2 separate regions of the Homo sapiens genome follow, and region 1 is linked to region 2. The links are chromatin loops, found by intact Hi-C in ENCODE. Cell type or tissue: heart right ventricle. All regions are shown on one strand. Links, peaks and the distances in the headings refer to the core of each region. The heading gives the core; the rest is flanking DNA.

Region 1 (12,698 bases), core at 3,586-8,585, 170 kb before region 2:
AACTCCCGGGAGAATGTGTTTCTTAAATAGTTCATCTTCCAGGATGACCTTTTACTTACGATTGTGTTGCCATTGTTTTGAAGTCTTCCCTCTTGTTGATAAATAAATAAGATATCAAATTTTAAAAAAAGTCTAGTGTTATATTAAACTTGAGAGTTTAAAAGAAAGCGACTCAGGATTCAACCCTTATTCTATCCAAATTGGCTTATCTATTTCTAAACTGTGCATGTAGAGGCATAGATAGAACTAGAAAAGATTTTACTGGGTTCTTGTTTTACGGATAAGGACCCAAGAAAGTAGAGCATTTGGACTTGCACTCTTCAATACAATAGCCATTAGCCATACCTGGGAATTTAAGTTTAAATTAAGTAAAATTTAAAAAGAAAAAGTAATATTTATTAGTCACACTAGCCATATTTCAAGTTCTCAGTATCTACAATGGCTAGTGGCTGCCCTATTGGACAGTGCAGACATACAATGTTTCCATTTTAGCAGAATGGTCTTTTGGACAGTGCTGGTTTGGGCCATATAAGGCTGAGATTCAAGAACCTGGGACTCCCTAGCTGGGCATGGTGGTGGGCGCCTGTAGTCCCAGCTACTCAGGAAGCTGAAGCAGGAGAATCTCTTGAGCCCAGGAGGTGGAGGTAGCAGTAAGCTGAGATTGCACCACTGCACTCCAGCTTGGGTGACACAGAGACCCCGTCTCAAAAAAAAAAAAAAAAAAAAGAATCTGGGACTCCTGTAAGCTAAAGACCCCAGTGCCCTATAAGGAAATATATTTTATAATGTTTCCTTACAGTATAGGAACCTGAGAGGTCACATACACAGGGAAAGTGAATTACATATAATTTCGTACAGTTGACTGCTCATGAAAAGTTGCTTTTCAGCTTACAAAGCATTTTAACATCTATCATCCTATTTGAAGCCCACAAGAGCCCTGCATAATAGGAAGAACAAGTGTTCAGCATCTTCATTTCACAGACGAGGAAATAGTGGCTCAGGGAAATTAGGACTTGTCCAAAGCCATGTTTCTTTTAAACTAAGACATGAACCCAAATCTTCTGCTCTAAATCCCTTGATGTTTTTATCTTGTCAAAATGCACTGAGAGAATGGGTGTTACCAAAAAAAAAAAAAAAAAAAAAGACCACGTATATTAAGAACATTCTAGAAGCCAGGTGCTTTGCCAGGTATTTTATATGTGTTATCGTATGTAATCCAGCCTGAGCTTTAGTCTTTTTTTTTTTTAAATTATTATTATACTTTAAGTTTTAGGGTACGGAGCTTTAGTCTTAAACGTCCAACTGCCTACTTCACTTCCCGCTTTGAAAATCTAATAAGTTCTCAAACTTACAGAGTCTAAGGTAGGATCGCAGATAGCCTAGACAAGAGATGGTAGCTCAGATGGAAGTGATTTTAGTAGAGGTGGAGAAAAATTAAGATGCTTAGGTTATATTTTAGAGAGCAGGTTCGCCGAGTTTGCTGATGGCGGGGAGAGGGAAGTGAGGAACCAAGAGGGACTCAAGTTTTTCACATAATCACTTTGGTGGATGCTGATGCTCTTTACTGAGACAGAGTGTTTGCTTAAAAATGTAAATCAGATAAGGCTGCTCCTCTGTTTAAATCCCTCGGTGGCTCCTTATTGCTCTTAGAGCAATCCCTCACCTTGCCCTATAAGGCACTCCATTATTTGGCCACTCTCCAGCCTCTCTTCCACCAAGTATACATTTGTTCTGTTTGCTCAGTCCCCAGCGGACTCCTCTCTGTCCTCCAGCTCTGCACTCCTGTCTCCTCCCTGGGCTTTGCTTTTGCTTCCTCTGCCCAGAAAACTCTACCCTTGATGCTCACTCTCCTCTCCTCAGATCTCAGTTCAGGTGTCACCTCCTTGGGGAAGCCTTTTCTGATCGTTCTGTCTCAAGTGCTCCCATGCTCACTGTCAAGTCTGCATTACCCTCTTTATTTCCTTTGCAGCACTGCATCACAATTTTAATTAACTTGTTCACAGATTTTTTTCCTTATTTATTGTCTAGGAACCCTGTCACCTCTGCTTTCTGAAATATATGCCCTTTAACTTTGAACAGTGCATATTAGCCTAGTAGATGCCCAATAAATATTTACCTAATGAATATTTATTCAACAAATAAACAACACTGAGACTAAGTACCATTATTATTTCCATATTACAGCTAAGGAGACAGAGGCCTAGATAATAATTTGCCAATTGCTTCACATTTAGTAGGTGGTACAGCCAAAAATTGATCCCAAGTGTATCTGACTCTTGCTTTTAATCAAAGATCTATACTGTGACCTTATTTTGTAAAAAAATTCCTTGTGTTTGTTCATCAAACATTTATTGAGCACTTATAATGTACCAGGCACAGCAGACCACACTGGACAAATTCTAGCTCTTCAAAAATGTGATACATTCCCTTTCTTCATGTGGCTTCCAAAGCAAGCAGGCAATCCTTTTGTAAGGTGAAAAAATTATCATCCATTCATTTTACACATTATGTGACTCATTTAAACCTGCACGTACTTGTTATAACAAAAGAATCTTAGGAATAAGCTAGTTCTTGAAATGGCATTTTTGTCTCCCTTCCTTCCCACTCCAGATGACAAGAATCCCTTCTTTTAGATGATTTTCTCTAATGGATGTTTTAGAAGATTTTTTAAATAGCTGACCAAAGTAAAATATATACAACTTATTTGGGGACCATCCAAGTGGTTTTTCATAACAGACCGAATTATTAGTGACACAGATGTGATCCCTTAAATTGGCATTAAAGGAAAACCTGGAGGAGGGAGCTGAAAGAAGTGAGTTGTATATTAAAAACCTGGGTTCAGAAGGGCACAGTGGCTCACGCCTGTAATCCCAACACTTTGGGAGGCCAAGGCAGGCACATCACGAGGTGAGGAGTTCAAGACCAGCCTGGCCAATATGGTGAAACCCCATTTCTACTAAAAATACAAAAATTAGCTGGGCATGGTGGAGTGTGCCTGTAGTCCCAGCTACTCGAGAGGCTGAGGCAGAAGAATTGCTTGAACTTGGGAGACAGAGGCTGCAGTGAGCCGATATCGCACCACTGCACTCCAGCCTGGGCAACAGAGCGAGACTCCATCTCAAAAACAAAACAAAAAACCTGGGTTCTAGTTCCAGTTCTAACACTAAACTAATGACAGCCAAGTCACAACCTTTTAAAAATTTCTTTTCTCATCAATGAAATGAAAAAAAAAAAAAAGAGTGCTTACTACCTACATCATAGGGAATCAGGAATTCCACATCATAAGACAAAATTGTGTGAAACTAATGAATTCATAAAAATGCTCTGAAAAGCCAATGGTTCCATGAAACATGTTTCTGTTATTTTAGGACCTCGTTTGCTCCTTAAAGGATGGGGAAAGTGGATGGGTCACAGGTACAAAGGGATAGAGAGCTCTGTTTTCTTTCCCAGCCTTATTCTTTCACTCATTCATGCTGGGATTCCATGCCTCTGAGCTTCCAGACACACAGTTTCTTCTGCCCGCCATGCCCTTTCCTCACTGATGATTTTCTTGTTCTATTTCAAGACTCAGGTTGAACCTCACTTTCCCTATACAGCCTCCCTGACTCCTCCCTCTAAGCAGAGTAATTGTTCCTTTTTCTGTGTTTTTTGAATATTGTGATCTACTTCTCAAATCTAGCTTATGTTAACATTATAGTGTCATCTGTTTATAGATCACTAGATTGGGAGCTTCAGGAGGGTAGGGACTGTCCAGTGTTCATGGGATTGTCTTCCTCACCTCCACCTTCCAGTAACAGCTCCTGTTCACCTACACCCATGTGGTTATCATAGGGTCCACCATCCTAGTCCAGTGTGACCCCACACCTTGCCCCTGCTGATGGGTTGGAGGTAGGCACCTGACAGAAGCAGAGAATCCCACCCCACAGGGCAGAGTTATCTGGTGAGCTCCTGGTCCAGGGCTAATCAGTGGCTTTCCTCGGGAATTCTGGAATTGGAACTGAGAAAAGGAATTCAGTCTCTCTGGTTTTGAAGCAAGAAATTTCAGAGCAATTGGTAGCCCTGTTTTCTGACAATAAGGGCAAAATCAATGGAAGTCTTTAGAAATAGAAGAATGAAATAAATGAACTGAGGGGAACAGAGCTCAGATGGAGGGTCCTGAGCTCTTGAACCCCCCATTCTAGAAGTCATGTTTCACTGCTAGGGTTTGCACAAAGACACCCTAGTATCCCTATAATAAATTATACCCTAGAGTCCTTATAATGAACTCCCCATTGTGCATAGACCACTTCGAGTTTTTGTCACCACCAAAAATAAATAAGTAAACATAAATGTTCAGTTCTAACTAATAGAATTTGCCTTGTGCATCTTTGGAATCCCTAGCGTTTGGCACAATCTTTAGCTCATTGTCTACTCACTAGTTAAATTAGTAAATTAATTAATCCTAATCCCAATTCCTGTGTCATACAGTTTTTACAATACTAAACAGAAATGCCTGACCTTATAAGTGACCAAACACAAAAATGTAGTTGTGTTTTTAGCTTTAAAAATGGACTTAAAAATATATTTCAACTTACCCTCTGAAAAAACCTTCAGGATATTTATAACTCAATTATAAATATAAGCATCTATTAAGTGAACCGAATATTTGGACATCCCATTACAGTAGGGTAAAAATTGCTTAATGAAATGCTGGTAGCACACAGTGGGTGAGAAAGAGAATGGACAGGAGAGTGATGTTTTGACCTTAGCCTTATAGCTTAGGACTGCTGGGACTGAACCTCCCTGGGCTTCAGTTTCCTCACTCAAAAAACAAAGAACAGATAAGATAGGGAGTTGGGCTTAGAGAAAATCTACCCTCCTGACCTCACAGATTTATTATGACTCTTAAATGAGGTAAGATGTTAAAGATCTTGGAGAGCTGTAACATAACAACCAAAATGGGTATAGCTTTCACTATTAATAGTTCACCATTATTGTCCTAGCTTTGCTAGTAATTACTTTGATAAATTGTTTTCTCTTTATTTTATGCCTGTTAGAGCTGTTATTAAAAATCTAAATAACCAAGTCAAATCAACCCAATCAGCTTTACTATTATAGTACTAGAAGTACTACCACCCGTGATTGGTTTGTGACAACCAATATAAAGGTCCCCTTAGAGAGAGATGGGGGACGGGTGGAAGAATGGCTCAGAATATTCTGCTGAAACACTCTTCGGTACCTTTCCCTTTTCTCTCAGCTTCTCTCTCTTTTCTTCAACTCTCACTGAGTGCTATTTCCCAAGACAGAAGTCTTTTATTATAATAATAGTATGTTAGACTTTCCTGATATTTTATTTTGAAGGAAATCCAAGTCATTGAACAAGCAAGTGTTGTCTCCTTTAAACGGCTGAAGAAACTGGCCCAGGGAGGCGATGCCCCCGGAAAGTCACACGGCTGGTGAGTGACAGAACCGAGGGGAAAGAGCTGAATCTTCTGCTCAGACCATCTAGAATACATGAACAATGCCATTGTTCTCTCTATACCAAAATAACTGAGGCAGGGAGGCCTAAATGGTCTTTGTTGCTGTTGGGAAGGAAAGGGGACAGAAATGAGCGGGCGCTTAATCACTGCGCCGCTGGCCCAATTTCCTCACCCTTCTTCCTCCCAGTGCTCTCCAAGAATTGCAGGAAATCAGACCTCTAATATGGAAAAACTAACACTTAGCAAAGAAAATGGCAAACATTCCCACCGGGGTTCTGTTTTCTGAGAGTGCATTGATTAGCTTTTCAAGGATGAAGTCTCCGGACAAAGAGCAGGATGGAACCTGGGAAACACCTGCCCCAGGCTCGCTGAGGATCCCCCTGTTAAGGGGCATCTTGGCTCTGTGTGGAGTGGGGGACACGGCACTTGGGGGGCTGCAGAAGAGGAAGGGAAAGAGAGAGGCCAAGTGCCACAAATGGAGATCCCCACCATTGTCTTTCTTGTCCTGAACCCCAAAGCTGAGGCCACAGTCCAAGCTTCGGGCTGAGCGTGAGCAGTGTGCGCATTTCTCCAAGAACCATGATTACCTTCAGATCCAGAAACACCCCGCCCCCGCCCCAGAATGATGAGAATTTCTGTTAGTAAAGATAATGACAGCCAGCACTTATCAAGCATGTTACATGTGCCAGGCCTGACTTCCCTCATTGTCCATGAATCAAATCGTGTAATTCTTAAAATCATCTCCAGGAGCTAATTAATACAGCTTGGATGGAAAACATGGCGGATAATTCATAATTAGTGTCTGGTTGTGCTTCACCATGTTTTTACATTTATCTTGCAATATAGGGCTTCTGATGTTTTTGGAAGTTATTCTAAACCAGAAGAGGAAGTCCTGTTGGAAAGATCTGACACAGAAGGATATGGAAAAGAGGCCCAGTGTCTCTCTCCAGCCATGTCCATGTTTCTCTGCAGCAGTTAGGGTGTTAGGGTTTCCAAGGGCTTCCCCAGGAGACTGAAGTCTGCAGTCACTTAGGGCAAGAAAAAGAGAAGCCACATGTCATCAGTTTTGTAGGAGAAAGCAGCATTAAATGTAAAACGAAGGCTTACCCCGGAGATACTACAATGTAGATGATAAAGATTTTCCTTCATGTGCTCAATTGTGCATTCTGTGGAAGATTGTATCTGTTGTCATTTGTGTACTCAGAGCCTAGCACAGAGATTGCCAGCATGTAAAACAGTCCTAATAAATATTTGTTGAATGAATGAAAAGAACGATGGAAAAGATAAACAGTTCTCTGGGACCATTCAAATTATTTTGCTGTTCTATAATTTTTATGTCAAATATTTCTGGAAATTATATTATCACAGAATTTATGAATAGAACTTTAAAATTCAGTTAATCCATTCTTTTTATGTTTTAGGAAAGAAAGAATGGGGCCCAGAAAGGCTAAGCAATGTGCCTCAGGTCACAAAGCTCACCAGAGGCACAGCTAGAGCTAGGACAATGCTTCCTGACTCCTCATCCACCATCATTTCTGCCTGTACACCATGTTGCCTCACACCTGGCAATAAGAAAACTCATCTTTGTCCTCACTGTAATGGAATAATGTGGGGTTTTTTCTTCATTATGCAGCTTTCCTCTTGATTTTCCTCTTAGTTCTCCTCTTGATTCTCTCTTGATTCACTGTCTTGAAAAGTGCTCTGAATTTTTTTACCCCTTAAGACTTTTGCAAGAAGATGCAGCAGAAGTATGGATGAGGAACAATTGGTAGTTCTGGAAAAGTGAGTGGGTCAATGCAAGAGTTGGCGTACACTGTAAATTATAAACACACAAAATAGAACTATTTGCAAGGCTGTGTTGAATATTCTGAGGGAGTTGACCCCAAAATAAATAGGAAGCCTCTTGCATTGCACTGAGGAAGCACACCTGAGCTGCCCATCTTTTCCTTCTTGCCTATGGTTCAGCCTTGGTTCTGGAAGGATAAACACATGTGCCTTGGCCTTGTCCCAGAGCAACAGCCAATTCAGCCACCTGGGAGCCTGGCCAATTAAATTCTTTCTCATGGGAAATTGGAATGGGGACCCAGAGACCGTGTCAGTGGGGAGCCAGGTAACAGGTTCTGTAGAGCCTGGGACTAAGGAAGTTTAGAGGCAGCTATGATAGAAGTGACATTAGGCCATATGCAATGGGTGAGGAGGCAAGGAAGTTCGTTTGTGGAAGGAAGAGAAAATATATAAAGAAAAGGAGAAATGAAATGAGAGAGAGGGAGAGGCCTGATAACTCTCAAATTCCCACAGCGATGATTTTTCCAACAGGGTTTCATCTAATCCCTCTACATCTTTTTTATTAATCTTTTTACCTTGATACAATTGTAGTACATTTTTGTTCTTTGCAAGGAGATGTTGACGTCTGAGTTGGAGCAGCCAATAGAGCAGAGGATACATTTTGCTTTTAAAGTGAACTGCTGCTGGAAAAGGAATGCAATTTTGAGAATGAGGATAGAAGAGAATAGAGCTGGCAGAAACAGGAAAGGGGACCCAAGAAGAACGAGGCATGGAGAATGCCACAGCAATGAGCCTGGGGAGGCTGAGGGGTGTGGGTGAATTGGCTGTCTTCCAGACACCCCGTTGACTTGGTGCCCAACCATTCACATTTTCTGTCCCCAAGAGCCAATCAGCTGCTCATCAGCACAGCACAGGGAAAGCATCAAAGGGATTTAATAATGGTTGGCAAATGTCAAATTACATTGAATCTAAACCAAATTCCAGACATTTAGGGCTGTGCAGTCATTAACAATCAATTAGTGCACTTGCTTTTCAGTCAAAGCATTTTTAATACCCTCTCCTTTCCATGACAAGGAGACACATGCTTCGCCTCCTTCTCCCCTCAGCAGCTGAGCAATGGATCCCTCCTCTAGCTTAGTCAGTAAAGGAACAATTTAGTTGCTGTTCTCATTGTGGTTTTCTCTCCTTGTTTGCACTTTCAGGAGTGGAAGGAAATGTTAAGTGGCATTTATACAGCCCATCCTGCAAATGTGGGCTAAGGAAGGAGAAATTGGTCATTTTTCTCTTTCTTAGGAATCATGAAATAATAAAAGTAAAGATGATGTAGAGAATCATCCAAAACCTTTTCTCTAGTCGGAATCATGAGACCATGGACTCTGGTACTCAGAGGAATGATGTATACCAACTATACAGGGAGGATGTTACGTGAACTCATTTCACCTCTAATAGCCCATGTTCTGATGCAGCAGGATTACATTCCAGCAACAGAGCCAGTAAACATTTACCACAAAACAAGACATCGTTCTATTGATTGCTGCGTATCTGCTCCATCCTTCCCTTTCCAAATTAGCTCAGATTTATGGCAATTCCCTTCCTGTTCCAAGAGCCAACCACATCCTCTCTGGGGTGCTGCAGGTCAGAGGAAGGAGATAAGCAGGGATCTGTCTCTGAGCATTCTCAGGAAGAGATTTCACAGGCGTTTTGAGAATTCCTCTTTTGCTCATATTTTTCCCTGCTAGGTCTTCCACAGGCCTATTCTTAGAATAACTTTCTCAGAATACACAAAAGCCCATTTTTGCAAACTGTGACATATATTCCTTCCTCCAATTTTGTTGATTAAAAAAATCTGGACATACAACTGGGCTTAGCTCAAAATGCTTTGTTGACAGACAACAGACTCATATGGGGTCTTCAAGCTCTCTCTCTCTCTCTCTCTCTCTCTCTCTCTCTCTCTCTCTCTCTCTCTCTCGGGGTCCTCAAGCTCTTAGTCCCAGGGAGCTTCTGCTTAAAAGCTGAGCTTCAGTGGCAAAAAATGGCAGTGAGGAAGAAGGCAAAATTTTAAAAAACGAAGAGGACTTGCAACGTAGACGGTGCCCATGGCTTCTGAGAAGCCAAGGGTAAGACACAGACTGTATAGTCTTACATCTTAAAGCAGGCAAGTTCTTCAGTCTTGGTAACAGGTATTTCTCTTCTTTTTCTTTTCTTTTCCTTTTCTTTTATCTTTTCTTTTTTTTTTTTTTAGACAGGAACTCGCTCTGTCTCCCAGGCTAGAGTACAGTGGTGCGATCTTGGCTCACTGCAACTTCTGCCTCCCAGGTTCAAGCGATTCTCCTGCCTCAGCCTCCTGAGTAGCTGGGATTACAGGCGTGCGCTACCACACCCAGTTAATTTGTATATTTTTCATAGAGATGGGGTTTTGCCATGCTGGACAGGCTGGTCTCGAACTCCTGGTCTCAAGTGATCCGCCCGCCTTGGCCTCCCAAATTACTGGGATTACAGACATGAGCCACTGCGCCTGGCCAGTAACAGATATTTCTATGCTCGGTTTGGGGCCTGGGCCAGAGATTATCTCAGCAAAGGGCGTGAGATGCCAAGTCCATATAAGAGGACTGAATCAAACCCAACCAAATACAAACTACTATCCCCAAAGAGTTACCACCATAGATGTCTTTTCTGGGAAAAGACCCAGGGATAGTCGATTTCAGTACATTTTCAAGAGTGGGTTCCTGGAACTTTACCTGAACAGCTGCCTTCTTGGAAGTCACCCCATAGTGACTGGTGGTAGCGCAGTTTTCTTTGTGACAGATCCCAAACATATGCAGTGCAATGAACAGACATACCATACTTTAAGCAAATCATAAGTACAGATGTTTAAAAATCCATATTTTTCAGAAAACTAGAGAAGGCTTATTTTCTTTGTAAAAATGTTGCTTTGCTTTGCTTCACAGAATGATCCTTCTCCCAAAGTGTTTCTGAGACTGAGGTGGTCTGGGATGACCCTGAGAGAGCCTGTTAAAATGCAGATGTCCAAGCCCCACCCTGCAGAGGGTATGATTCAGGTTTGGGGTGAAACTCAGAAAACTGAATTTTTTTAAAAACACCCTTGATGATTCTGATGCAGGTGGTCTTGGCCCACACATTAAGAAACATTGCACATAGTGGGTTTCTGCATGCATTTAAACAGAAGTCCATTTCTGTTTGGAAAATTATTATGTTGTGTAACTCGAAGCCCACCTTTATTGTAATGGAAAAGACTGGAACTAAGGGAGAAGGTTTATATTTGGTATTTTACAATCCTAACTCTCTAAGATTCATAAGATAGCTATTTTATTATTATAATTTTTTATTGCTCATGCGTCTTGTTAAGAAACATTCAAATTTGTAAGTATGTGATTAACACACCTTATACAACATGCATTCCTATGCTGACCTACTGTCTGGCATATCACAGTGTTTAACAAATAGACATGTGTTGGAATCCTCCATGTTAGCCTGCAGTTTCCTGTTTCTAATTCTCCCTAGGGGGATCAGCAAAACAACCCAAATCATTCTCTCAGTAGCACCATTCTAAATTAGGCTGAAAAATGAACACCCTCCAACTGGGAGATAATGACTTTATAAAGGTACAGAGGAAGAGGGGAGGAGGAAGAAGGATGACCTAGGGGAGATGGGGCCATGTCATTGGGGTGACACTAGAGAAGGAAGCCCAATGTGGGTTTGGGAGATGGTTTATCATTGTGATTTTTTTTTTTTTTTTTTTTTTTTTTTTTTTTTTTTGCAGCTATCAGAAGGTAGAGAGGCGAGAGAAAGGCAAAACGGGAAAAGAGAATAAATGGGAAGAAAAATGAAAACAAAGAAACCAAGATTGGGAACAGAAAGGCGTTACCAGCTCTCAGCATCAAAGACAAGATTTACATTTTGGCCATTCATTAATATTGTCATCATGTACTATATGTGCATTGGAGTATAGTTAGATATTTCTAAGGAAAGAGAGAAAATAATTTTTTACAAGTTTGAGACAGCATCAGTTCATTTAAGGTTTCCAGTGGTAAATCTTTTGGTTTTTGTTTCCATGAGTTCAGCAAACCATGTAAATAAGATCAGAGTTTTAAATTTTCTAATAGTCTGGGTGCTTTGACTAGCAATCCTATAATCCTAGTTCATGTACTTCTCAGAACAGTCTGCTGCAAACTTAACCCCAAGAACAGAATGTTGTCGAGCTGCAAAAAGGGTGTCATCATTGCTTAGGTTCTGATGTTAGAGTTCACAAATGATGTCCTTTAAATATACCCCCCAGTGACTCAAACACATCCTCGTTTTTATGAAGGACTGTTGACTTTCTGCTCACAGCAAAATAAGGATGCTGAAAGTTGTTGATTTAAAGAACAGAAGCAAGGCCAGCAAGTAGGGATGTGTAATTGCCATTATTATCTGACAAGAAGCTGCCCACTTGCTTCTTGGGTCTGCCCTGCAGACCCAGGTTCCTGTAGACTCTCATTTTGGTCATGTAGGAGACTTTGCCTGCCAGAGAATATTGCTTCAGTTCCTTTATGAAATGGCATGACTATCCTGGAGTTCTGCAGTGATGGGCAAAAAACTGCCTGCCTGATTACTTACACTTCCCACCTCCTGAATCCCCAAATTGGGCACTTGCTTCTATTTTTTTTCTATCCATTATCTCCCTACCTCTCATCCTCCTTGCACTTAAAAACTTTTCATATGAACGGATGGAATAAACGCATTAACTTTAAGGTCCATATGATAGATAGGGCATAAAGAATGATGTGTTCCTGATTAGTTGTAATTTAAAAATAAGGAAACTCTTAGGCTAAAACAATAAACATTTAATAGTAGAATATCAAGTGTTTGGGAGCTGGTTGGAAAAATATTTTGGGGGCTGAGTTGTGTGTTCATGTGCATGTATAGGCAGTGGCCTGGGCATCTCAGAACTGTGCCACGAAGGTGAGCACATTTTGAAGCTGTGCCTCACAGCATGCATTAGTTTCTGGGCATTGACTGTTGATTGGGAAACCTGGGGAAAGGCACAGTCAAGATCTAATGCTCAGGGCTCCAACCCCAGAACAATGGCAGGACGTGGCCACGAGCCCACCCACCGAAAGCGCCTGTACCTGAGGGAATGGGTGTTCCAAGCAGGGGAAAACGAGGCAGAGTATGTGCGTTCACTCCACTCACAGGCCACATTATCTTTTTCCTCTTAGGGGATCTCTGCATCCTTAAGTAACTTCCCAGTCATCAAATCAGTCTTTATTAAATTTTCACATGCACTTAGTTTTCGATTCAATTTGAAATGTGCTCCGAGGAGCATCATATGGACTAAATAATTAGCTAAAGAGAAATGGTACAGCATAGATTTTAGAGAATGGCACAGAACAGTGCCTCTTAAATACCACCAGTAGTAACTGAGGGCTTTTATGTAACACAAAGATGTGTACT
Region 2 (12,698 bases), core at 5,031-10,030:
GAGGGAGGGGGCTATTGTGCTACCTTATAAAAGAAGTAGCCTCAGTTTTCCTGTCTTTGCACTCTATAACCCGTACATAGACAAACACACATCCTCATTCCTGACATGAAAATGATGTCATCTTTCTTTTTGACTCACCAACCAGACTACATTAATCCCCTGCAGCGTGTGGGCCAGCAGGAGGCTGCTTAAGGGACTTCAGGCCTGTGAATAAATGATGACCCAGTGGTTAGGGGCGGCAGCCTAGATACATTCAGGATGCATTAAAGCAATTAGCTGGAAGAGGAGTGAGAGCACAATTTCCAATCCCCAAGAAGGACCAGACCATGCTTGGAACAGGGTGAGGAACTCTACAGCCTACAGCTGGTAAGAGCCACTTAGCAAAATGGCTGCACATGAAAGGAGTTTACAGTCTCAGCCCCTTGGCCTTGTTTGATACTAGTGCCATTAAGGGGGCATTTCAGGATCATGGGAGCCATGAAGCTGATTACTTTTGCAAATCACTGCATTAGAACCAGGCTTGTCAGAGAGGTTTCCAAATCATGGTTTGTAGACTGGTGTCCCACTGGTTGAATCTGGCTCATGGCTGCTTTTTGCCTGGCCAGACCATCTACGTTGGGCCAATATTTTAAAAAATTAAGAGATTTCACAAAAATATGAATTTCTAGATTATCTCAAAAACCCAGCCCTGTGTGACACCAATCTGCTGAAGCTGAGTTCTAGTTTTTCTCTTGAACTGGCTGTATGCTCTCCACTTAGCCCCCATCCCTACTGCTTCCCATTACCTTACTCCCATCCCACTTCACTCATTTTCTTCAGTCATTGACATCTACCTGGGCCTCTGTAGGTATCTGAGTTTGTGACCTCTCTCTTTTTTTTTTTTTTTTTTTTTTTGAGACAGAGTCTTGCTCTGTCCCCAGGCTGGAGTGCAGTGGTGCGATCTTGGCTCACTGCAAGCTCCGCCTCCCAGGTTCAAGCGATTCTCCTGCCTCAGCCTCCCGAGTAGCTGGGACTACAGGCACACAGCACCAGGCCTGGCTAATTTTTGTATTTTTAGTAGAGACAGGGTTTCACCATGTTGGCCAGGATGGTCTCAATCTCCTGACCTCGTAATCCACCAATCTTGGCCTCCCAAAGTGCTGAGATTAAAGGCATGAGCCACCGTACCCGGCCGTGACCTGTACTTTAAATGGCTTCTGAGTTAGATTCAACCAGAAACATAAGGTTGCATTCTAGAACCGCCAAGCACATTTTGTGCATGGATACATCTCAGTTCCTGCATCTGAAAGGTTTACCACTAGCCTTGCATGGCAGCCTGCTGTAAACATGGCCACAACTCTTTGTGAGGCTTCCACCCTCACAAATGCAGAGATGCAGCACTGGAATATACACACTCCACTATTTCAACCTGGTCAGGGATGATGGCCATGGAGTAGTTATTAGAACAAAGGAGTAGTCTGAACATGAATTTCAATCCAACAGATTTGGGCAGTGTTGATGCCCACCAGAATAAGAACAGCCAAGAATGTCACAAGCTAAACAAAATGCCAGCCAAAGCAGCCTGAGATCCAGAAACTGCTTGGCATATTTTGTGATACTCACTTCACAGTGGGATGAGAGGCGAGAAATAGCCTCTAATATACAAGAACAACCTAGCCAAGGTCCACAGTTCTGATTTCTCTTAATATGTACTAGAATCTTTCTATGATGTTCCCTGCCTCTTTAAATCAATAGAGCTTTGTCTCTTTTTCTCTTGTTCAGATGAATTTCCAATTGGAAATGTCATTTAAAGACAAAGAAAGAGCTCTGATGACTTAAGGAAACCAAATCACGCCTCTTCTATGAAACTTCCTCCTCCTTCCTGCCCTCCTCCAAACCCTTAGATGCTTTTCTCACTTCTTGCTTTTAATCTTTCCTCTCCTCCTGCCCAATCACTTAGCGTAAATGGGATGGAAGTGCTAAGTGGCTGCTCCCTCCCTCCTCTCAGCTGTACCACATTTGGGTGCTCCTAAAAGGCATCTCCCAGGCTGCTGTTGGCACCAAAGTCCTATGTTCGCAACCCTTTGCTTAAAACTAAAAGACAAAGCATGTGTTTAAAAGATGGCTGAGACACATGTGTGACTACTCTGCCCCCAAAGAGACTATAGCAGTAAAAAGTACCTGGTACAGGGTCAGAAAATGAATAATTCAAACTTTCCTCACATGCTGAATTAACCTTGACTTATTTCATGCCTCCCCGCCCCCATCACACCGATTTTGCTTCTCTCTGGGCTGGAGTGGGCTGGAGTCATTCAGGTGTACATTTTAATCCCTCCTGGAAACTTCTGCTCTATTTGAATCACAGAAAGTGAGAGCGATTGAATAAGTGTGAGCTCACTGCCCTGCAGGAAGGGGTGTCGTGTGGAAGCCCACAGTGACCAGTGCTTGGGGCTTTAGCCACACCCGTGTAAAATGACCAGGGATGTCCTTTCACTAATATTGCCGGCCAGAGGCTAAGGTGACTTGGGATTTAGGAAATGTCCCTCTTTTCACAACACTCATTTTTCTTTAAAAAGTCTTTTTCCCAATTTCCTTATATTACCCCCAATAATAAAAACTGCCTCCTTCATTGCACCAAGAAAATAAAAACTCTTTTCTGACCCAGCTCTTGGAAGGCAGGCAGAGTAGGCACTCTTATCTGTTTTAAAGTCATCTCATATTCCACAATACAATTACAGAATGTGGTGGTATGTTTCTCCCTTTATGTTAGGCACAAAGCCATCCAGGGGAGCAAGGTCTATGAAATAGGAAAGCCCAATTTGCACCCACATTGTTTTCGTAGGGTCTTCCCCCGACCTGCTTGGCAGGGGGCGTAGAAGCTGGTCAGAAGACACATGTACAAGACCAGCTGAAAGGGGGATGTGAACACACCTGGGTACATAGTGTGGTTTTCTTGGTTAGGCTATGAAATAAATACTGTGTGTCTTAAAGGCAACGTCTTTAAAAGAAGACGACGCACTCTGAGGTGAAAGGAAATCTGGGTTTTGCTTTAAGAAGCTTGTTCTCATTGGTAGGGCAAGGCTCATTTCTGTAAGAATGCTCTCAGCACTGTCCCATAGAACTTTCTGGAATGATGGAAATGGTCTGTCTCTGTGTTGTCCAATATGAGAGCCACTACTCACATGTGGCCATTGAATGATTAACTTTTAGCTACATAACTGAGAATCTGCATTTTTAATTTTATTGAATTTTAATTAATTTTTATTTAAACAGCCACATGTGCAAGACAAGGTGACCAGACAGATCCTATTCTCTGCTCCCTTTGTTTGTTTGCTTGTTTATTTAGAGCCAGCCCTGAGTATATCTATTCCCAGATACTCCCACCAGAAATTCTTTCAGCATTATCAACAAGGAGGAAGGAAGGGAGCAGCTTCCTGGATTGGATTCAGCTTCCTGTAGGTGCCAGGCCTGGGAAAAGTGCTTCCACATATCAAACTCATTTATCTGTGGTTGAATCCTTACAACTCTGCTCTATGTGACACTCTGTCCTCATTTTATAGCTGAGGAATCTGGAGGTGACAAATTTTGGTAAGTGAACTAAGCAGAAATGGAGTTTGAGTCTTTGCATCCAATCAGATAACCTTTCCATTACAAAGAGATGGTGTTATTCCCAATGCTATCCCCATTTCACAAAGAGGGAAAACAAGTCACTAATTACAGAACAAAGACCAGGGAGAAGTGGTAGGCACATAAGTTTGTGGTCTTTGTGGCTATGCATATCTTTCAGATTCAAGTGTATGTTGAAAGTACTCAATGAAGGAGTGTCTAATAAACTTTCATTTCTTGGTATCCAAGGTGTGGCAGGCAGGCCTGAAATGACCAATTCAAAGTCCCTCTTGTTGCTACTGAAGCATGTTTGAGACCTGCGAGGAGGAGGAGGCCTCTATCAGAGCAAAGAATTTGGAGCTGCTTCCAATCTGAAACTTCCTTAGCGTTGTAAAAAGCACCCTTCATTCGAAATCGCTCAGTGCCTGGACTCAGAGAAAGTGGGAGAGTTACCAAGGCTCGGGTACGTCTAGCACCCCTAGCCACCACGGTGCTAACCAGGAGGGTGATGAGGAGAAAGCTTTTCTCTGCTGGTAGCCATTCATGCAAGAAGTTTCCTAGAAGGTGATGTTGATTGTAATTAGAGCCTCCTCTCTGGGCGGACGAGGGGGCGGGGCGGAGGGGGGGTGGTTGTCTCAAATCCCAGTCCCGCAAATGCAGCTGGTGGCTGGGAAGCTGCCGCCTGGCATTCTCTCCAGAGAGAGTCTCAGCTGCTCTTGCTGTCTAGAATGATCACTTGGTGTAGTTTCCCAGGGTATGAGGTGGGGGGAGGGGGAAGATGGCAGCTCGGCCATGACGCGGAAGGGGGCAGTGACCGTCATGCAGGCGGCTTTTCACAGCGTGTGTCTGCCCCTGCCCGGGCAGCAGACTTCAGTTCCTCCCTGGTCCCTTGCTGGCTGTTCACTTTCTACACCAATGGGCTCTGAGGTGACAAGTTCAATTCCCAGCTCTGTCAAACCTGCATTTTCTTCCCTGACCTACTTTCCCCACTCTGCAGTGTTGGAACAATGCCTCGCTCTGTTCCCTGTTTAGACCCATCTTTTGCCTGCGCTGGTGCAGAAGCCCAGGCCTTTGCCAGGCTTTTTGCCTTGAATCCCTGACAAGTGTTGATGGGAAAATAAAAAAAGAGAAGGGGGAAAAAAATCCTTGCTATAAAACAGTCCAGCTCTCCCACAGATGCCCAGACTCCGGAGGGAGTGAAAGCTTCTCAGCAGCAAGGAAAGAAATCAAAAGGTTGTGCTTCTCCTCTCATCACCTCTCCCCTCTCCCCAGCCCCCAAGGCACAGTGAGAAGAAACTGAGGCAATGCCAAGAACACCCCGACCTCATGAGCTTCAAAGAAGCTGCTGCTGCAGTTCCCGGTTCTGAGGCACCTCCAAGACCACTCTCATCCAAACTCTCAAAACACTCCCCTTGGGTGAGCTGTCCCTTAAAAGGAACAGGGCTGGGCCTTCACAAAGGCTCCTGTGAGACTTCTACCCCCTATGGGTCTGGTAGCACCAAGGGATTTCTCATGCTATGACCACAGACATCATCAAGAGGGTAGAGAGACCAAGTGGCCAGTGAATTGGCACACATGAAGATTCTTTGTGATCTGTAAAGAAAGTGTAAAATCTGCAACAAACTGTGGAATAATCTGACATAGGAAGAGGTGGATGGTACAGAAGAACAATAAAATAATAGCCAGCCTTTATTGACTGGTTGCTTCATGCCACTACTGCTCTGTGTGCTTTTACATGTATAAAATGCGTATTTGTCATAAGACCCTTTGAAACGGCCCTACTGTCACTCCTATTTTATAGATGATGAAGCCCAGGACAGCACAAGGCTAGTGAGTGGTGCTGCACCCACGGAGTCTCTCCAGAGCCTGCACCTCTTACCCTCAGCTCGCCCTCCCCTCTGCTCCATCTTACACTCCAAGAACAGCTTGGTGGGCTGTGTCCTCCACAGCATGCCAGCAGCCCCCTCCTCCCACTCCAGCAAACCCCAGCCAAGACCACTCTGGCCCTGTTCCTCCAAGTGAACCCGAAACAACAGCCTCCTCCAGAACATCCTCCCTACTTCAGTTACTCCATTAGTTTCCTAAGATAATGTGGGCAAACATTTCTCAAATAATCCCTGTGGACAGCTGCCCATGCTGGGCACAGATAGGGCCTTCCCTGAGCTCACCCCCTCCTAGACCCTCCCAGTCTGGGGTGCACACATAGTCAGTCTGTGCAGAGAGGTGTTAAGAGGAAATCTGCTGGGGGACAGCAGGGGATGATTTTCCTCCTGGATAAAAGGAAAGAGCTCTACAAGGAACATGTTTTTTGCATCCTCTTTTCTGTTTGGCCCGCTGCCACATGAGGACACAGAGTTTAGAGTTGAAGCATCTTTTTCAAAATTATGAGAGAAATCACCTCTGAGATATTAAGGATAAAAATGTGAAAAGTCCCAGGAACTTGATGTCATTGAGCTGCTCCACCAACCCTGGAACTGCTGACTTCCAGACTTATTGTTAGATTTTTAAAAATTAATTTATATGATTAGTCTACCACCAGTTAGGATTCTGTTACTTGTAGCCCAAAGCACCTAACTGATAGAGTTACCTAAAAGCAGGCCCCGAGAAAGGGTGTGAAATGACTTCTTCTTCTCAGCGTTGGCCCTGCCTACCCCACTGCTACTCACCTGACTTACTTATCTCCTGCTCCTCTCCCCAGATGCTCCAGGAAAGGCCAACCTGGACGTCATCCTGCCTCATTTCCTGGCCCCTGCAATCACTACTCCTTCTACTGGAAAATTCCTCCCCAGTCTTCCCAAGGCTGCTTTCTTCTCTCCACTGACTTCATCTTGTCAGAGAGAAGTCCCCTGAGCACCCAACTTTGAGTGGCCACCCAGCAACTCTGTCTCAGTCACAATTTCCTTCATAGAAGTTATGACTCTATATAAATATCTTCATTGTTTGTTTAATGTCTCTGCACTTGACAGTTTGTTTGTCTTACCCAGAACATTACTTGGCTCGTAGCAAAATTCTAGACATTGGTGGGCACCAGAATCCCCTGCAGTGTTTTTTTTAGGAGTTTCAGGGGGTCCTTCTCCTCCTCTTTTTCCACCCGCTACTTCTTCTCTTCCTTCTCTCCTCCTCTTCCTTTCTCTTCTTTCTTTCCTCCTTCATCTGCTCCTCCTTCAAATCTGAGTGATGCCCTTTGTGCCTCCATTGATGGTGTAGAAGACCTATGTCCCATACTATTCTTTACAAATCGTTAGAATCACGGTTAAAGTCCAAAAGCTGAAATCTCAGTTTGATCATCTCCAGTAAGGCTTGATTTTTAGGTATCATTCTAAACGGGGATTCTGTGATGGAATGACAATGTGAGGCTGTTTCTAAGCTTCTTGTGTTCGTTTTACTGTATCGCTATGGTGGTTTTTAGTCTTTCAGACATTTTAATCTATGCTTAATTATGCTCATTCCCAGAGGTTCCTTAAAAGCAAATGGCACAATTTCTAAAAAATCAAATAAATAATACACATGAGGCCTGCTAGGACTTGATAGGAGCCCATCTGAGCAGTTGAAGGAATGGCGGCCATCAGAGGGCCTGAGAACAAGGGTTTAGAGAATCATCGCCTTCCCTTTCAGCATTCACAGCCACTCAAGACAAATCTCCGAAACCTGGGGAGATAGAGTCTTTGCCAACTCTGTGCCCTAGCCTCTCCTCTCAAATTGGAATTGAGTCTGCTAAAATGGATTGGTTTTTGTGATCACTTTACCAAGAAGGATAACTGTAATTCATCTTTCTTCCAAAGGGGGCAACATGGAGTCCATCCCGGAGCACTGGGGAAAGGGACCCAGAGGCTGTCCTGCCACTCTGCACTAACAACAAGGAACAGTGTAAGGTTGGGGCATTGATGTCCCTTTCTAGGGCACCTGGAGCTCTTTTGGCTTGCGAATGGACATCTGCTGATTTTGCCTGTCTGGGACCTGGTCACTCTCTGCCACACTTTGGATCTTCCCTTGTGGCGGGCAGTCAAAGGGACCATCAGTTAAGGTTCCACACTCTTATCTAGCCAAGAGGTTGGAATGAAGCCCAAGCTGGGTCAGTCAGATTCGCATAGGAATTTTAACCTTGAACAGGAAAAGGAAAGAAATTGAAGATGACGTGAAACACTGGTACTTCCCTAAAGAGACTATTACTTCCTGCTACTTAAATTCTCTAGTTCCAGTACTTTCTGATACTTGATTTTCAGCATTGGCTTTTGCTAAATGACTACTACATATCCTTCAATTAACTCCTCTTTTCCCTTGTGAGTTGACAGAGTAAAATCTGTAACTTACAACAAAATGACTAAATTATAGACTTCTTAAGCAATGCAGTCCAGAGTTTGACACCTGCTCCCACCACTGAGGCCTCAGAATATGTTTATGTTATATGTCCTTGACTAACTCAGGTATTAACAAAAATAATGCCCAAACAATTATCTCTCATCCCCACCCCCCAAAAAAATCTGGGTCACTTCTCCCTCTGATTTGCCATGTAATTCTCAAGTAGACAACACAAATAGCAGTTGCAGAGGCTAAGGGGAAAAAAGTGTTAAAAAAAAAAAAAACTTATCTGTCTTAAAAGTCATGAATGAAATAAAGGAAACTGTGTTCATAGCACCTGACTCACATGATTACTGTGGGTGAGCCATCAATATGTAGATAGAAAGAAAATAATTGGCATAAGCTCCTTGAAATTTCTGCCTACAGCCTCCCCAAGGAGGCCTTGGGGAGAATTCAGATAGCATTTGAACAGCCAGGGTTCAGTAATGAGAACTGACATTCTAGTGTGTAGTACAAAAGGCACTTCCCTCCCGGAACCACGAAAAGTACTTTAATCAGCCAAAACGTTGCTACTGTTAAAAAAAAAGAAAAAGAAAAAAAAGGAGGGGGAGGGGATAAAACAGCCCCCTCGTTTATTGTTTCTCCACCACTGCTATGCCCAACTCCTACTGAATGGACGAGCCCCTTTGGCATCATCTTATGCCTACCTCATTAATGCCACTTGCTCACTGCTATGCCAGAAAACCCAGCTGATTCACAGGAAACCCTGAGCTGAAGGTTGCCTGGGTTTTGAGTTGCTTATGCACACAATTCACACTCCATGTGTCAGAAGCCCCCTCCATTCTGCAAATCACTCAGTGAGCCTGAAAAGTGGGAAACTGGCTTTGTACTGTCTCTGGCTCCCCCCTGAACAGTCAAACCCCAGGATGCCCACAAAATATTTGATTCCTTGTAAACTCAAAACAACCATCACAAAGAAGGAGAAAAGGTCAAATCCTCAAGTGAGGCACCCAGAGTGAACAGCCTGAGATATTGGAAAAGGTAAGCTGAGAAAATACTCAGACTCCTCTAGCAGAAGCTAAAGATAAAACATGGCTTGCTTCGTGCCCAAGGCAGACATTGAGCAGATTCCATTCTGAGAAGTTCATTGGAGGGTGAGGTCTCCTTCTCCATACGCACCCCCTCTGTCATCCTCTCTGGTATCCAGTCTTGCCTCCTGGCATGCTATGTTTTTCTTTGTCCCCTTCCTTCTAGCTGAAGCAAATACTCTGTTACTAATAATTGTGGTTACCCACGTCATTCACAGACAATATTTTCAAGGCAATAATCATAGAATACCTTAGTGAGGCATTAGATTCTGAGGACTTTGGATATATATGCAGATTGCTTTATACAAACAGCCAAACACGTCCTTTCACACATGTGCAGAATCTAAGAACTGAAATATGATTGAAGTCACACCCCCCTTTCCTGAGGGAATCCTGCATTGACTTACTGGTCTGTGTGGGTTATAAAGACCTAGTCCCCTTGCCCTGATTCAGGACATCTCTGAAAATCCGTTCCAGCTCCAGAGTGCCCCTTTAAGACATGGGAAAACAAAACAAAACAAAACAAACAAACAAAAAATGCCATGCTGCATCACAGTCCAACATCTCCCTATGCTCAGTCCTGCTTTACTTACTCCCTCAACAATGTTGACCCTGAGAACACTTCCCAATGAACTTATTGCATTAAATTAAAAAAAAAAAAAAAAAAGAAAAGCTAGAAAAGACTGAAGAGGTCTTAAAACCCAACCCCCTACGCAGTCCGCCCAGTAGGACTCGCTTCTGTGCTATCCTAGAGATAATCAAATGGCCTTCCCTTTAACCTTCCAAGTGTTTGGGGTTTCCAGATTCTTACACAGAAGTGAAGAGGAGAAAATGCTCTTTGGGGTAGGCAAATCTCTGACATCAGAGACGTTTGACACCATGAAATTCTGTAAGGTGATGAAGTAGGGTCCAGAAAGAGAAAACAGCTGCTTGGCCAAAGGGTGCTACATGAAATTATTAAAATGTGATGCTTGGTCAGGTGAGGTGGCTCATGCCTGTAATCCCAGCACTTTGAGAGGCTGAAGTGGGCAGATCACTTGAGGCCAGGAGTTCAAGACCAGTCTGGCTAACATGGTGAAACCGCATCTCTACTAAATATACAACAAATTAACTGGGCACAGTGTGGTGGTACATGCCTGTAATTCCAGCTACTCAGGAGGCTGAGGCAGGAGAATCACTTGAACCTGGGAGGCAGAGGTTGCAGTGAGCCAAGATTGTGCCACTGCACTCCAGCCTGGGTGACAGAGAGAGACTCTGTCTCAAAAAAAAAAAAAAAAAAAGTGTTGCTCCAGTATATGTGAGTATCAAAATGCTGACAGAGAGAAAACATCAAATAGTACTCTGGTATTGTAGGCTGAATGTTTGTGTCCCTCCAAAATTCATATGTTAAAAACTAATCTTCCATGCAGTAGTGTTAACAGGTGGGGACTTTTAGGAGATAATTAGGTCACAAGGGCTCCACCTTTATGAGTGGTATTAAGTAACTTTGTAAAAGAAGCCTGAGGGAGCTTGTTTGCCCCTTTTGCCATGTGAAGACACAGCAAGAAGGTGCCATCTATGAAGTAGAGGATGAGACCTTACCAGACACAAAATCTGTTGGTGCTTTGATCTTGGGCTTCCCAGCCTCCAGAAGCAAGAAAATTCTGTGATCAAGAAATTTCTGTTTATAAATGACACAGTCTAAGGTATTTTTATAGCAGCCCAAACAGACTAAGACACCTAGTGTCCTTTCCCTTATAAAACCAAGCTAATGAAGGAATACAGTGGGCAATCCTGCCAAGAGTGGTATATAAACAACACAGGGAATTTATGATAAAAGGCCAAGGAAATGGGCAAGAAAAAAGGAGCTGAGAAAACAAGGACACTGCAGAGAGAACCATTAAACAAGCATCATGCTCCTGGCTTATCTCCTTTGCACACTGAGCTCCCAGAGGCTTCCAACAGAGCTCAGCACAGTGAAGACCAACACAGAGAGAGTTTGGCTTGTCACATGTCTAGCACAGCAGAGAAAAGTTGAACGAGAGGCTGTAAAACATGGAGTCAGCCGATTTCTAATAGTGAATCTGGATATTAATTTTTGCAATTTTTGCGGTTACTGTCTACAGAGATGGTTATCAATGTTTTTGATATGGCCTAAACTAAAGATGGAGAAAAAGTGAGTTGATGATGAGTTGGTGTGGATCTTCTTTTGGTAGGAGAAGAAGTTTTATCTGAGATCAGACTCTAGATTGTAAAAGAAAACTCCCCACAAAGGGACAAGCAATTTGTATGAGTGTGTGTCAGGTCCAGAACAAGACATTAGGGGTGGTAAGACCTGTGGACCTTTGTAAAATATATTCCAAACACTTTGCTGGCTGAACAATTACGTTTGTGGCTAAATTTCACTGCTGGTCTGCCAGTTTGCAACTCCTGCTCTAAAAGGTGACTGTCTTCCCAGATAATCTGAAGCTATCATCTGCTGCTCACACTCAGAGGGTGAACTGATGGCCTTACAGTTAGGCTTCTGTTTTATTCCTCGTCAAAGAATAGCCTCCCCCCACCATCCCTACCCCCTCCGCCAACTCCTCTCTGGTGTTTGCAGCCACCATCCCTATCACCATTTCTAGATTAGAAAAGAAGGCCAGTGGAACTGCCAAAATGGAGAGGAAGAAGGAGACCAAATTGGGAAAGAATGTTGGACAACATTAGCAGAAAACTAAAGGCAGGGTGAACACTGTTCCTCCAAGGTTGCTCAGATATAATATCCCAGCTATTTATGTAGACTCCGACTTCAGCATCTGAAGACAACTTCCTCATTCTTGAAGAAAAGGAAAGCATGGACATCTATTCAATACCTGGACCATGTCAACCAAATACCAGCTACCTTACCCCGAGGGTCCCAGAAGAAAGCAGGGTGGAGATGTGACCAAACTCTACATTTTTCCTTTTAGCCCTGAAGATTCTGATTCTTAGGCTACAGTTCAGTTAATTTTCCTTATTTAACAAGTCAATATGCCTATGAAAGCAGGAATACAGGAACCAAAGGAATAATCCATACATTAAATGTTTGAAACCAATACTAATACAGACTAAAACTTAAAGAACTTAGGCTTAAACTGTGAACATGCAGACAAGAAAATTACTTCTGTTTTCAAAGCTCCTAAGCAAAGGCCCCACCTCCCAATGCCACACACTGTTCTATTTTCTGAGGCTGTGATCAAAAGCACATACCGGCACTAAGTACCTGAGATGAAAGTGGGAAGAAAGACAATAAATTCAAAACCAAAATCAAATGGAGTCATTTACAATGGGACCACCCAAACTTCACATTGGAAAGGAAATAGAAGAATTTGTTTTAAAGCAGAAACATCTTCTAGAATGATTTCTCTAACCCACTTACTTTACAGATAGAAAGACTAAGGTTAAAAGTGGTTACGTGATGAGACCATACCTCAGTCAGCTCGGTCTGCTAGAACAAATTACTGTAGAGTGGGTGGCTTACACAATGTTTGTTTCTCATGATTCTGCAGGTTGGGAGGTTCAAGAGCAAGGATCCATTGGCAGATATGAAGTGCAGTGAGGACTCTCTTTCTGGTTTGCAGACAGCTGTCTTCTCTCTGTATCCTCACAAAGTAGAGAACAGAAAAAGGAAAAAGCAAGCTCTCTCCTGATCCTTCATATGAGGGCACTAATCCCATTCATGAGTCCCCAACCTTGCGACCTAATGACCTCCCAAAGGCTCCACCT

Evidence for each region. A loop is a pair of places that touch in the nucleus more often than their neighbours do. Peaks named below come from ENCODE experiments on the same cell type or tissue, not always from the same donor. Only the 100,000 strongest peaks of a DNase experiment are listed, where the experiment ranks them.
Region 1: it touches region 2 in a loop (2.1-fold over the local background); 1 of 110 quality-filtered maps calls a loop at or near these places.

The regions. Positions count from the first base shown.
Region 1 is chr2:207,058,877-207,071,574 of GRCh38, forward strand. No RefSeq gene overlaps it. Among named protein-coding and RNA genes, the nearest start is that of MIR2355, 45 kb to the right of the region's middle. In heart right ventricle, for the core only: no CTCF peak of the experiment used is centred there; no DNase peak of the experiment used is centred there; H3K27ac peaks cover 724 bases.
Region 2 is chr2:207,223,036-207,235,733 of GRCh38, forward strand. The region is part of intron 3 of MYOSLID-AS1 (MYOSLID antisense RNA 1); the gene reads right to left. Among named protein-coding and RNA genes, the nearest start is that of MYOSLID, 10 kb to the right of the region's middle. RefSeq lists enhancers at 2,651-2,760, 2,881-2,990. In heart right ventricle, for the core only: a CTCF peak has its summit at 7,360; a DNase peak (open chromatin) is centred at 7,520; H3K27ac peaks cover 125 bases.